Linked DNA regions of Mus musculus: region 2 is linked to region 1. A link is a loop called in an ENCODE intact Hi-C map of the cell type or tissue named here. Cell type or tissue: heart. All regions are shown on one strand. Links, peaks and the distances in the headings refer to the core of each region. The heading gives the core; the rest is flanking DNA.

Region 1 (5,370 bases), core at 255-5,254:
ATGGACATCTCTGAGGAATGACACCGAGGTTGACCTTTGTGCACCACCCCCCAATGAACACACACATACAAAATAATTTTTAAAAATTAGGGGCAGGCCAGATTTAGAGAATCTGGGTTTATTGCCTCCCCTTAATGGCTATTTTGTTTTCTTAAACCAGGATTCATTCTTTTTGTGTAGTAATGCCAAACTAATTGTAAAACTAGTGACCCTCACCAGGTGAAACTATAGTTTCTGGCATGTATGCCAGGGCTCCAAAATTTAGTCACACATGACATCTCAGCTTGATCGATCTCCTGGCCCCTGACTGGACTGTAGCCAGGAGAGATATGTACTGGCAGGGTTCTTGAAAAGGCTCCGAAGTCTTGCAAGGAGAAAGAGCTAATGTATCCTTCCTGTCTCTGATACTTCATCTCTATGTGCTTGCTTTCAGCCTGACAAACTAATCTGAGGTTTTGATGACATTATTAAGCACCAAGCCAACCAATCCTGGAGATGGGTTTGCTTTTGGATATCTCATGACATGAAGCAATGTATTTCTTTATTGTTTACGCTATTTTCAACCTCTCTCCTGTTATTTGCAGCATGGTACACCAGGAGACAGTGTTTTGTTTTGGCTCTTTTTTTTTTTTTTATGTGATAGATTAAGCTTCTTTAATTCAGATAATCTACTTATCTCTTTATGCCTCTTAGGGCTTGGTCCACTTTGATCCATTCAACAGAATAATTGTGAGATTAATACTTGTATATATCTCTAAGATATAATAGGTAAGATTAATCACAATACAGGAGCTTTTTATCATCTTATAGCATTTAGAGATAATCAACTGAAACCTGTTCCATGAGACCCAGTTCTGACCAGAATGCCCCCTGCCCTTTTTTTTTTTTTTTTTTTTTTTTTGCCAATCTTTGTTTAGAGCAGCTATGTCTGTTAGGCTCCTGAGTACCAGGGACCAGAAAAAGGAAATGACTGGTCACATCTGTGCTTAGGGCAGCAGTCACGCCTGTGCAGTGCCTTACTTCTAGCTCGAGGCCCAGGTATACGGTGCTGCAACTGTAAATCTCCATTAAGTACAAGGTTTATTGGTGAAAGTATTTTTCTGGAAAGATAAGTTGCAACTTTTCTTGGGTTCTCAGTGGAATCTGGGCCCCTTCTGAAAGCTAAGACTCACCATAACATGGTACCTCACAAATGAAAACAAAACAAAACAAACAAACACCAAAAAAACCCCAACAACAAAAACCCCAAACAATGTCTCCCCATGTTGTTCTGTTGTAATTTTAGGAGGTCAGAATCAGGTACCTCAAGACCAGTGTAAAGGGAGAAAGCAGGTTCCCTCACAGAATATAAGAATTTCAAAGCCTAGTAGTATATGCCTTTAATCCTAGCACTCAAGAGACAGAGGCAGCTGGATCTCTGTGAGTTTAAGGCCATCCTGGTCTACATAGTGAGTTCAAGGACAGCCACTGCTACATAGTGAGCCTATTTCCAAAAACAAACGAATGCATTCCTAGTCTGGCGGTGGTGCAGGCCTTTAACCTCAGCATTCAGAAGGCAGACAGTCCGATCTCTGTGAGTTCGAGGCCAGACTGGTCTACAGAGAGTGCGTTTTAGGACAGCCAGGGCTACATAGTGAAACCCTGTCTCAAAAACAAACCAATAATAATAATAAAAGAATTTCAAGATGGTGACAGCAGGGCACTAAACCAGGCCCGGGAGCCTTACTAAGCTAGGAACCCTGGGTACTACATAGGTGACATGTCTAGAAAGTTGGTCTTGCCTCTGGAAAAATGTAGTCCTCTAGTTATTTGTGAACGAACCTAGGTTATTCCAGAATTGTGTTAAGTGCTGGGGAATCAGGTAAGAGCAAGAATTTATTAAATGACACAGGTGTCATTAGGCTTTTCCTCCCCTCAATCCTAGGGGTGCTTCTCTGAATGAGATTTCAGTGTTAAGCAGAGACAACAGAAAGAAGCAATAAGTTAACCTAGGAAAGGGATACATGGTATCTACATGGTTACTTTAGCTTAGTTGGTCAGGAAGGATCAGTCTGACACATTTGAGATGTGACTTCAACAAACATGGTCCATTCTGGGAAGTCCAGCAGAAACTCAGGACGCAGAGTATCCACATTAGCGCGAGCACATAAATGTTTACGTGAAAGATTGAAATGATGATGGGAAGAAGCTGGCAGGCTCTATCATCGTCTTCGGCAAATGGGAGCGAAGGAGGGAGTACAAGTCTGGAGAGAAGGACCTTTCGGGAGTCACACTTAGAAAAGTGGTGGGTGGTTCAGCGCGGAGCGAGAGCAACATACGTGAAGGTGCTAGGCGCACACCTCTCATCTCCCCATCCCGGCCGCGCCCAGGCCAGGTGAGTGGGTGGCCGGTGGACAACCACGCGGAGGAGCAACCTCCAGGGGCCCGCGCGTTTCCTACCCGAGCCGACGTGGCCGGCGCGATAGGCCGCGCACGTGTCTGGCCAGAGGCCCCGGTGCAGCGCAGAGGCGCGCAGGGGAGCTCAGGTTCATCCTCGTGCGGTGCCGCCGGCCCAAATCCTCGGGGCGAGCGGCGGGTGCTGGGCGCGGAGCCCCGGTGTGGGGCGGAAAGGGGCTGGGTCATGAGAGGAGGGGGCGGTCGGGAGCGCGCGCGGAGCTCGCGGGCGCGCGCCGGGGCGGGGGCAGCCCTCTCCCAGGCGGCGGTGGGGGCGGCGTCGCTGTTGCCCTTTTAAGCCGCGGGGCCACCGCCTCCTGCGGGTGGAGTCGGTTACAAAGGCAGCAGCCGGCCCGGCTCCCGCACGCTCGCTCGCTCCCTCGCTCGCACGCCCGCCCGCCGAGGCCTCGCGCTCCTCGCCATTTTCCAGCCGCGCTCGGACGCGGGTCGCGGCGGCGGGGAGAGGCGGAGCCGCGAGAGCGCGGCCCGGGCCGGCCCCGCGGGGCGGTCGCGGCCGTGACGGCGGCTCCCGGCCCCGGCTCCCTTTCCTCACCCCTCCCGCTGGAGATGAGGGGAAGATGTCCGTGTCAGGGCTCAAGGCCGAGCTGAAGTTCCTGGCGTCCATCTTCGACAAGAACCACGAGCGATTCCGCATCGTCAGCTGGAAGCTGGACGAGCTGCACTGCCAGTTCCTGGTGCCGCCGCCGCCACCACCGCCGGGCAGCTCGCTTTCGCCGCCGCCGCCGCTCACACTTCACTGCAACATCACGGTGAGGCGCCGGGTCGTAGCCCCTCGGGGCCGGGCGGGGGCGGACCTGGGCGCCGCAGTCCCGGGACAAAGGGCGCCTGCCCGGGAGACCCCCGGTGTCCCGGGCACGGCCGGTTGGCGGCTGGGCCCTGGGCCCGGCCGGGAGCTCGGGCTGCCTGGTCGGGAGGAGGTGGAGGCGCGTCGCAGCACGGCGCGGGCCGGCTTTGCTCTGTTGGCCCCTCGCGGCCCCCGTCGGGCCCCGAGGTCGCCATGGCCGCCCGCAGCCGGCCTGCTCTGGGGACCGCGGCTCGTCCGTGGGCTCCTGTCAGTCGCTCAGGTGGAAAGGCTCTCAAGTATCTGTTTTAGCTACTCGTTTTCCCATCGGGTTCCAAAACCCACGTCCTTGCTTGTTCAACCAGTTCTCGTTTGTGTTTTGGTCTCCGAGGACAAACGAACACTGAAAGCCTACGTATTTAAGGAAAAAGTTTAGGACGCAACCCCGGGGGATGGTGTGGAACCATCGTTTAGCCCTGACCTGGCTTTGCGCTTACGTGTTTTGGAAAAGCTCATGGAACCTTCCACGCGGCAGGTGGTGTGGTGAGTGTGCAAGCTGTCCCACCTGTGCCCTGTGCGGAAGCCTGGACGTTACCAGGAGGGGAAAGGAGATGCTTCGCAGTTTATTACCGGGGAAGATCAAGTGGGATTGGAAGGCTGGAGAAACACGTGGGAAGTTACTTTTCTGTTTAAGGGAAATGCTCTTTAGAAACATTCAGTTGGTAAAATTATCAGATTGTAAGTGAACTCTCTCCCCCCCCCCCCTATCGAAGTGTATTATGAGGCTGACTGTTCATTGTGAAATTGATCTCATGTGCAGAAAATACACCTTATTACAACTGGAGTTAAGGTGGTAGTTTTTATATGGCTAAGATTCCTTCTGTTAAGTCAGCCAATAGATAACCCCAAGTGTGGTGGGAATTTCAAAGGCCTTAACTTTATGATAGTTATCAAACTCTATTGGAGAAGGTGGATAGTGTTAGTACTATTAGGTACTGCTATATCTGGCAAAAGAAAAAACTGCAGCAGTGTGCTTTAGTGAGGAGGGAATTCACTTTCTGAATATCTTGTTAAGCTGTTGTGGGTACTAGTGTTTGAGAACTTGGCAGGCCAGTGCCTATACAGAGAACTCAGACTTCTTGGAGCGTTTTATATAGCTGCGACAACTACTTTGATGTTATGAAATCTAAAGGGAGCATCTAATTTTGCGTAGGGAGCTGTGTTGACTAGTTTTCTGTTAACTTGACAAGTAATAAGAGAGGGAACCTCAATTGAGAAAAATAACACCTCAAGATTGGCCTGTAGGCCAGCCTATGGGGCATTTTCTTCACTAATGATTGAGGAAGGGCTCAGCCAATTGTGGTGGTTTACCCCTGGGTAGTTGGTTCTGTGATGGTGGGTATGGGCTTTTTAATCAGCACTGCATAGGCAGAGAGGCAGAGAGGGAGGCAGAGAGGCAGGCAGAGAGGGAGGCAGAGAGGCAGAGAGGCAGAGAGGCAGAGGCAGAGGGAGGGTCTCTGAGGCCAGCCTGGTCTACAGAGTGATTTCCAGGACAGCCAGAGCTATACAGAGAAACCCTGTCTTGGAAAACAACAACAAAACAAGACAAAAAAACTCACAAAAAACAAACAAACAAACAAACAAAAAAACCCCACCTAAGTAAGAAGTGTCCTCACCCCCTGACTTCTGCTTCAGTTCCTGCTTTGAGTCTTGCCCTGACTTACCTCAGTGATGGAGTGTGACCTGAGAGTTGGAAGCTGAAGTTACTCTTCTCCCATCCCCCAAGCCCTTTCCCAGTTTGCTTTCAGTCATGATGTTTTATCACAGCAATAGAAGCCCTAAGACAGGAACTGAAGGTGTGCCTCTGAGAAAGCTTTGAGTAGTTGAATGGGTGAGTACAATTTTGGAAGGCTGGCATAAGCGAGGGTGTTCCAGACCTAGGAAACTCCACCCAGATGAAATACCGACTCTTGAGAAGGATGATTTCGTAGGAGTGGACAGTTAATGCTAAGACTTGAAAAGTCCAGGCTTGTAGGCTGGTGAAGATTTTCCAAATATGGAAGGCAGAAAGTAGTAGTCAGTGAAAAGGATGGTAAGTAGACTGGCCTGGACAGCTGGAGGGTTATTCAGGTAGA
Region 2 (5,370 bases), core at 255-5,254, 200 kb before region 1:
ATCATTGCATTGCATACTTGGCTTAAGTTTTATCTCAGTATTTCCTTTACTGGCTCCTTTTCATGTCTCTCTAGTCTAAGTGGCTATTTACTTATTCTTGTAGGGTGGGATTTTTTTTTTTTTCTTTTCTGTTTTGAGACTGGATTCCACTGTGTTGTCCATACTGGAATCAAGCTGTCGCATGGTTATCCTGGACTCACATGATAATCCTGCCCATGCAACCCAGTAGCTGGGACTGTAGGCATGCATAGACCACTCACTGCATTCTTTTGTTTAACCACATGCTTTCTAAAGATGACTCAGGTCTAGACCCCTAGTCATTTATTTAAACATCTTGTTAGTAGTTATCCGTCTATGTGAGTAGGCTTTGATACTATAACTCTTGTCTGATGTTTGCCTGCCTATCTACCTGTCTAAACTTCCCAAACTAGGTATTTCTCTGAATTTACTTATACAATTTATTTTTAACTTCTCCATGTCTCCCTTTTCTTTTCCTTTCTCGTTTCTTTTCTTTTCTTTTTTTAGAGCAAGATAATGTTTGTACTTAGAGAGTCAATTGTGAGGGTTTTTTAAGAGGCTATGGCAGCCTCTTAGCATAGACTCTGGCACATAGTAGAGGCATAATAAATAGTTACTAAATAATGGATCATATTTCAGGTTACGCACACTCAAAATATTGGTGTGGCACGCTGCTTGCCCTTCTCACAGTCAGCCATCGAGCCCTGCTGCTTTCACAAATCAGGATTTTAGGTTAACAAATCTGGAGCGGTTTTGTCTTTCCTGCTTCATTAGTTTTTCAGTAGAATATACTATACTACAATGATTATTGAATGTTATTTTACATGCACTACCTCATTTAATCCAGAACAGAATCACAAAGATATTCTGATGATTAATCTCCATTTTTAAATAAAGAAATAGAGCCTTGAAAAGCTGATTTATTGCTTTAGAAGGGAGCTCAGGCTTAGATCTTGAATTAGGTCTTTGGGCTGTTACCCCTGTTCCTAATCACTACAAAATCCCATCCTGCTGCCTTTCCTTCCTTGTTTTTACACACCCACACCCACACCCACACACATGGGGGCAGTACATGAGATCATTCACATGTGAAACACTTAGGATACTCATATTTGAGGTTTTTATTTAACTTGGCCAATCAGGACCAGAAAAATGGGCTGGAACTTGGGTCTCATTCCAAATCAGTGTTTATCCTGTTATACAATGGAACTCTGCAAGTTTCTCTTGATTGTTCTTGCTAAGAGAGATTCTCCACTAAATTCCTATTGCAAATATTGCTAATTTCTGTTTGAAATTAAATATATGCTGCATTGTATGGATATTTTACCTTTTGGTCTTTTTTTCTCTCTCTCTCTCATTTTTAAAACAGTCTCACTATATATCCCTGGCTGGCTTGGAATTTACAGGGCAAACCAGGTCCTGAGTACAGGCCAGGTCCCGTCTACATGCAACTAAATTTCTAAGCTTCCCCCTTTAAGAAACCCAGATCCAACCGTTTTGCCTACACAGAAGACAAAGGCCCTGTACATAGTCAACCCACTAGCTCTTCAACCCCCAACATAGGCACAAAAACTAGGTAAGATTGGAAAGGAGAAATGGATGAAGAGAAGTCTTTTTTTCGTTTTTTTTTTTTTTTTTTTTTTTTTTTTTTTTTTTTTCTTTTGTCCGAGACAGGGTTTCTCTGTGTACCCCTGGCTGTCCTGGAACTCACTCTGTAGACCATGCTGGCCTCGAACTCAGAAATCCGCCTGCCTCAGCCTCCCAAGTGCAGGGATTAAAGGCGTGCACCACCACTGCCCGGCGAAGAGAAGTCTTAAACTTAGAACAAAAGTTATCCCAATTAAAGAGTTGGATCTGAGAAAGGAGAAAATGAGGCTAAGAGGAAGAACAAAGGAAAAACTGTTAAGGGGCAAGACTGGAAGAGTAAACGATTTGATTTGTCTATACAGTTGCTACTCTGGCCTCCATTAGAATGGTACAGAAGAGAAAACGAAAGTGGAGTGCAAAGCGTAGGAGGAATCTGGTTCCACTCTCCACGGTATAGACGCTTCCCTCCTCCCTCCAGTCCTCCTCTAATACAGACCGCAGCCAAAGCCGAGGTTGTGCTTCTGCACAGTCCACGTGGGCAGACTGAGCCCGCCCCAGCACTGGGAGAACTTCCGCGTCCTCCCGCCCCGCCCCGCCCCCTCGCAGTCCTGCGCACGCGCGGGAGCCATATTCGCCGCGGATGCTTGGCCATCCGGGTTGGTTCTTCTCCAGCTGAGTAAAGAGGCGCTGATCTGCACCCTCACCGTCTTCCTCTGGTGAGGCTCAGTCCTTTAGGGGCCGCGGAGTCGAGGTGTCTGTCTCCCGGGCGGGGGCCATCTGCGTGGAGACCACGGCCCAGGCCCGCGGCCGCCACCGAGGAGCCGTGGGCACGATGACTTTGCACCCGCCTCCTCGGTGACCGGCCTGCCAGGGACTGGTCCCCGCCGGCCGCCGTCGGGTATCCCCGCGGGGCCTTGACGGCTCGCCTGGGCTCTGAGACCCTCCGGGCCGGTGCGAGGGGTGGGGGCGGCTGCGGCCCAGAGAGTCAATTCGGGAAAGTGGCGCTGCGGGGGAAAGTCCAAGTCTTGTAGCGCCGGCGCCAGGCGTGGAGGTAGCTGTGTTCACAGTCGAATCCGAAACCCGCCGTGGCCTCCTGGCTGCTGTGCTCAGGGCCACCTTTCTGTTTCTCCTACATGTTGGAACCGACTCCTGGCAGGTTAACTCTCCTTAGGCCTGACGACTCTTCTAAAATGTCACTTCCCGTGGTCCTTGAATCCAGCCCGTCGGTGAAGCGGTCTTAAGTAAGATAAAGGTGTTTTCTAACATCTGGGCGCGCAGACCCTTCAAATGTCTGCTTAGCTTTCCAGCCACGATGCCTTCCTTATATCCCATTTGGCAACATAGGAATTGAACTGCCATTTTTCTACTAAGGCAGAGTTTCCATTGCTGTCTTTCGAAGAAACGGAAATAAGGACCAGGTTTACCACCTAACCCCTACACCCCCAAATTTAGGACCATGTGAATTATCCACTTTGTTAACCTTTCTCAGCCTGCTCTACTTGGAATGCCCTTCCTTCACCCCTTCACAATTCTTTTTCTTTGACTTGAGGCTTTTCAACTTACCTTTGCCTCTCCCACCTCTAATTTACTCTCATTATCTGTATTGGTTTCCTAAAATCTTACTTGCTGTCGATTCTGCTTTCCCTCCCCACCCTGAATGTCTCTTCCATGTTGCTTTATAATCTTTGTCTGTCATACCTGGCTGCTAGATTCTGAGCTTTTCAGGACACCATGGTTTACCTTTATTGTGGTGGCCCAGCATCTGTATAGGTCCCAGTGGTGGTGCAGTTCATGTTAGCTGAGTGATGGTGTGGATCAAGTGGTATTAACAGTGGAAGACACTTCTTAAAATTGTGGGGGTTTTGTTATTAATGATCCTGTTTTCTTTTCACAGGAATCAACATAAAGTTCAGAAACCATGGTGAGTTCATGACACGTTTCCTTTAACTTTTGCCTGGGAACATTATGGCTTGTTTGAAGCTCACAGCCTGACATGGAAGAAAATGAAACCAAAGGGGTAGAGGGAGTTGAATGGGGTCTTCCGTCTTCTTTCCACTGAACTCAGCACCAGGGTGTCATTGTATCCAATGCATGGACATCCGGAAGTTGGCGTATGTCAGTGAACAGGCATCATCTCTGTTTTTCCTTTGCAGTCTCGAAGATATGACTCCAGGACCACAATATTTTCTCCAGAAGGTAAATTAGAAGATTTAACCTGCTCCAAAGAAGGTTGGGGCATTTTGTTGTGGTTGTTGCTTTAAGTAGTATATTTTTAGTGTTGGGGTCTAGTGTGACGTTTAGCTACACACATTTTGGAGTTGACTTCATTCCTTTGGTTCTTGGAGATAACTTGTCACCAGGTTCATTACGCCATGCATTGTGGGCGAGTAAATGCAGGGCTGTTGATGCCAGCCTACCTGTGTCATTGCTGATTTCTCTCAGATGAGTGGTGCAAGAGCGAGAGGAACCGTGGTGTCTCACTGTTTTGTAGGTCGCTTATACCAAGTGGAGTATGCCATGGAAGCCATTGGACATGCAGGCACCTGTTTGGGGATTTTAGCCAATGATGGAGTTTTGCTTGCAGCGGAGAGGCGCAACATCCACAAGCTTCTTGATGAAGTCTTCTTTTCTGAGAAAATTTATAAACTTAATGAGTAAGTGCGATCATGGGGAAGAGCTTGAACTATTGCACTTGACAGCGTACTCAGGATTTGCATATTTAAGGAGGGATCTTCTATGTGAAGTGATAGAACTGAAATGAGCAGTTTTATTATTTTTCTTGTAAAAATCTGTGTATTTGCTTTATTTTGCTTGACATCTCCTTGCAGCCCATTATATCTCAGTTCATTATGTGTATAATTCACTTGAAATGCAAAGATAAACACTTGGTGCAAAATAGCACTGTGCAGTGATAAAAGTATGTATGTATTTTCTGGCCACACAGGTTTGGTTTAAAATCTAAAGTCCATGGATACAAGGTGCTACACCTATTATCTAACTTCTTGAGGATCAGAGTGGTTATGGGAATCAAATGAAACAAAATAGTGAAATAAACTAACACAGTGCCACCGTGTAAAGCAGGGCCTCAGGATGCCCTTCAGAATGGCACGCAGGAATTCTGTACAGTTATCCTGACTCTTTACCAAAGAACAAGGCTCGTGGAGGTCTGACACAGTTCAGCCACAGGGTGCAGTCTGATTCTGTCCAGTTTGAGTACTTGGAGCTGGCTGTGGGATTTGGTTGTTGGTGGAAGACTGGCTGTGCTATATAGAGACTTTGCCATCAGTGGTAGGCCGGCTGAAGACTTGGCACTGGGGCCTAGTTAATTATTTGTTTATGTATTACAGCTTTGGATGTGTTTACCAAGCACACTGACCACTCTCACAACCTATTCTTACCTTCCCATCTCCCACCCTTCTCCCCACAAATATTTATGTCTGTCTGTTTTGATTCACTGGCATTACCAGGGCCATCTGTGTGAGAGCTGCTTGCTGGAGTCTGGTGGGCTCAGCAGTGTGTACATATAGCCGAGAACAGTGAGTCTTGCCCAGAATCTACCAGTAACCAATAGATCCTATATAAGGGGTAGGGTCCTATGAGCTACTCTTGGCTAATTATTGACAGGGCTGGTCTTGTCCGCGCCCAAACTAGTTGTAAGCTTGTGACTTCACTTGTCAGATCTAGAGAACGTGCTTTGCTGCCCTTACTCTGTCTCCTCTCTTAAGTAGTTGGCAGCCCCTTTCCCACAACGTTCACAGACCTTAG

The links. Hi-C counts contacts between places; a loop is a spot of excess contacts. Peaks named below come from ENCODE experiments on the same cell type or tissue, not always from the same donor. Only the 100,000 strongest peaks of a DNase experiment are listed, where the experiment ranks them.
Region 2: a loop joins it to region 1, with 3 times the contacts of the local background. A loop is called at or near these places in 1 of 42 quality-filtered maps.

The regions. Positions count from the first base shown.
Region 1 is chr9:55,146,624-55,151,993 of GRCm38, forward strand. It overlaps Ube2q2 (ubiquitin-conjugating enzyme E2Q family member 2), which reads left to right and starts at 2,746. Exons shown (of 13, transcript NM_180600.3): 1 at 2,746-3,203. The coding sequence starts at 3,012. In heart, for the core only: a CTCF peak has its summit at 2,735; DNase peaks (open chromatin) are centred at 2,598 and 3,318; H3K4me3 peaks cover 2,798 bases; H3K27ac peaks cover 1,887 bases.
Region 2 is chr9:54,948,583-54,953,952 of GRCm38, forward strand. It overlaps Hykk (hydroxylysine kinase 1), which reads left to right. Exons shown (of 5, transcript NM_177351.4): 5 at 1-1,342. It overlaps AY074887 (cDNA sequence AY074887), which reads right to left and starts at 2,372. Exons shown (of 1, transcript NM_145229.2): 1 at 1,662-2,372. The coding sequence starts at 2,257. The coding sequence ends at 1,859. Psma4 (proteasome subunit alpha 4) reads left to right here and starts at 2,277. Exons shown (of 9, transcript NM_011966.3): 1 at 2,277-2,321; 2 at 3,500-3,526; 3 at 3,759-3,801; 4 at 4,097-4,259. The coding sequence starts at 3,524. In heart, for the core only: no CTCF peak of the experiment used is centred there; DNase peaks (open chromatin) are centred at 1,059 and 2,179; H3K4me3 peaks cover 1,930 bases; H3K27ac peaks cover 1,607 bases.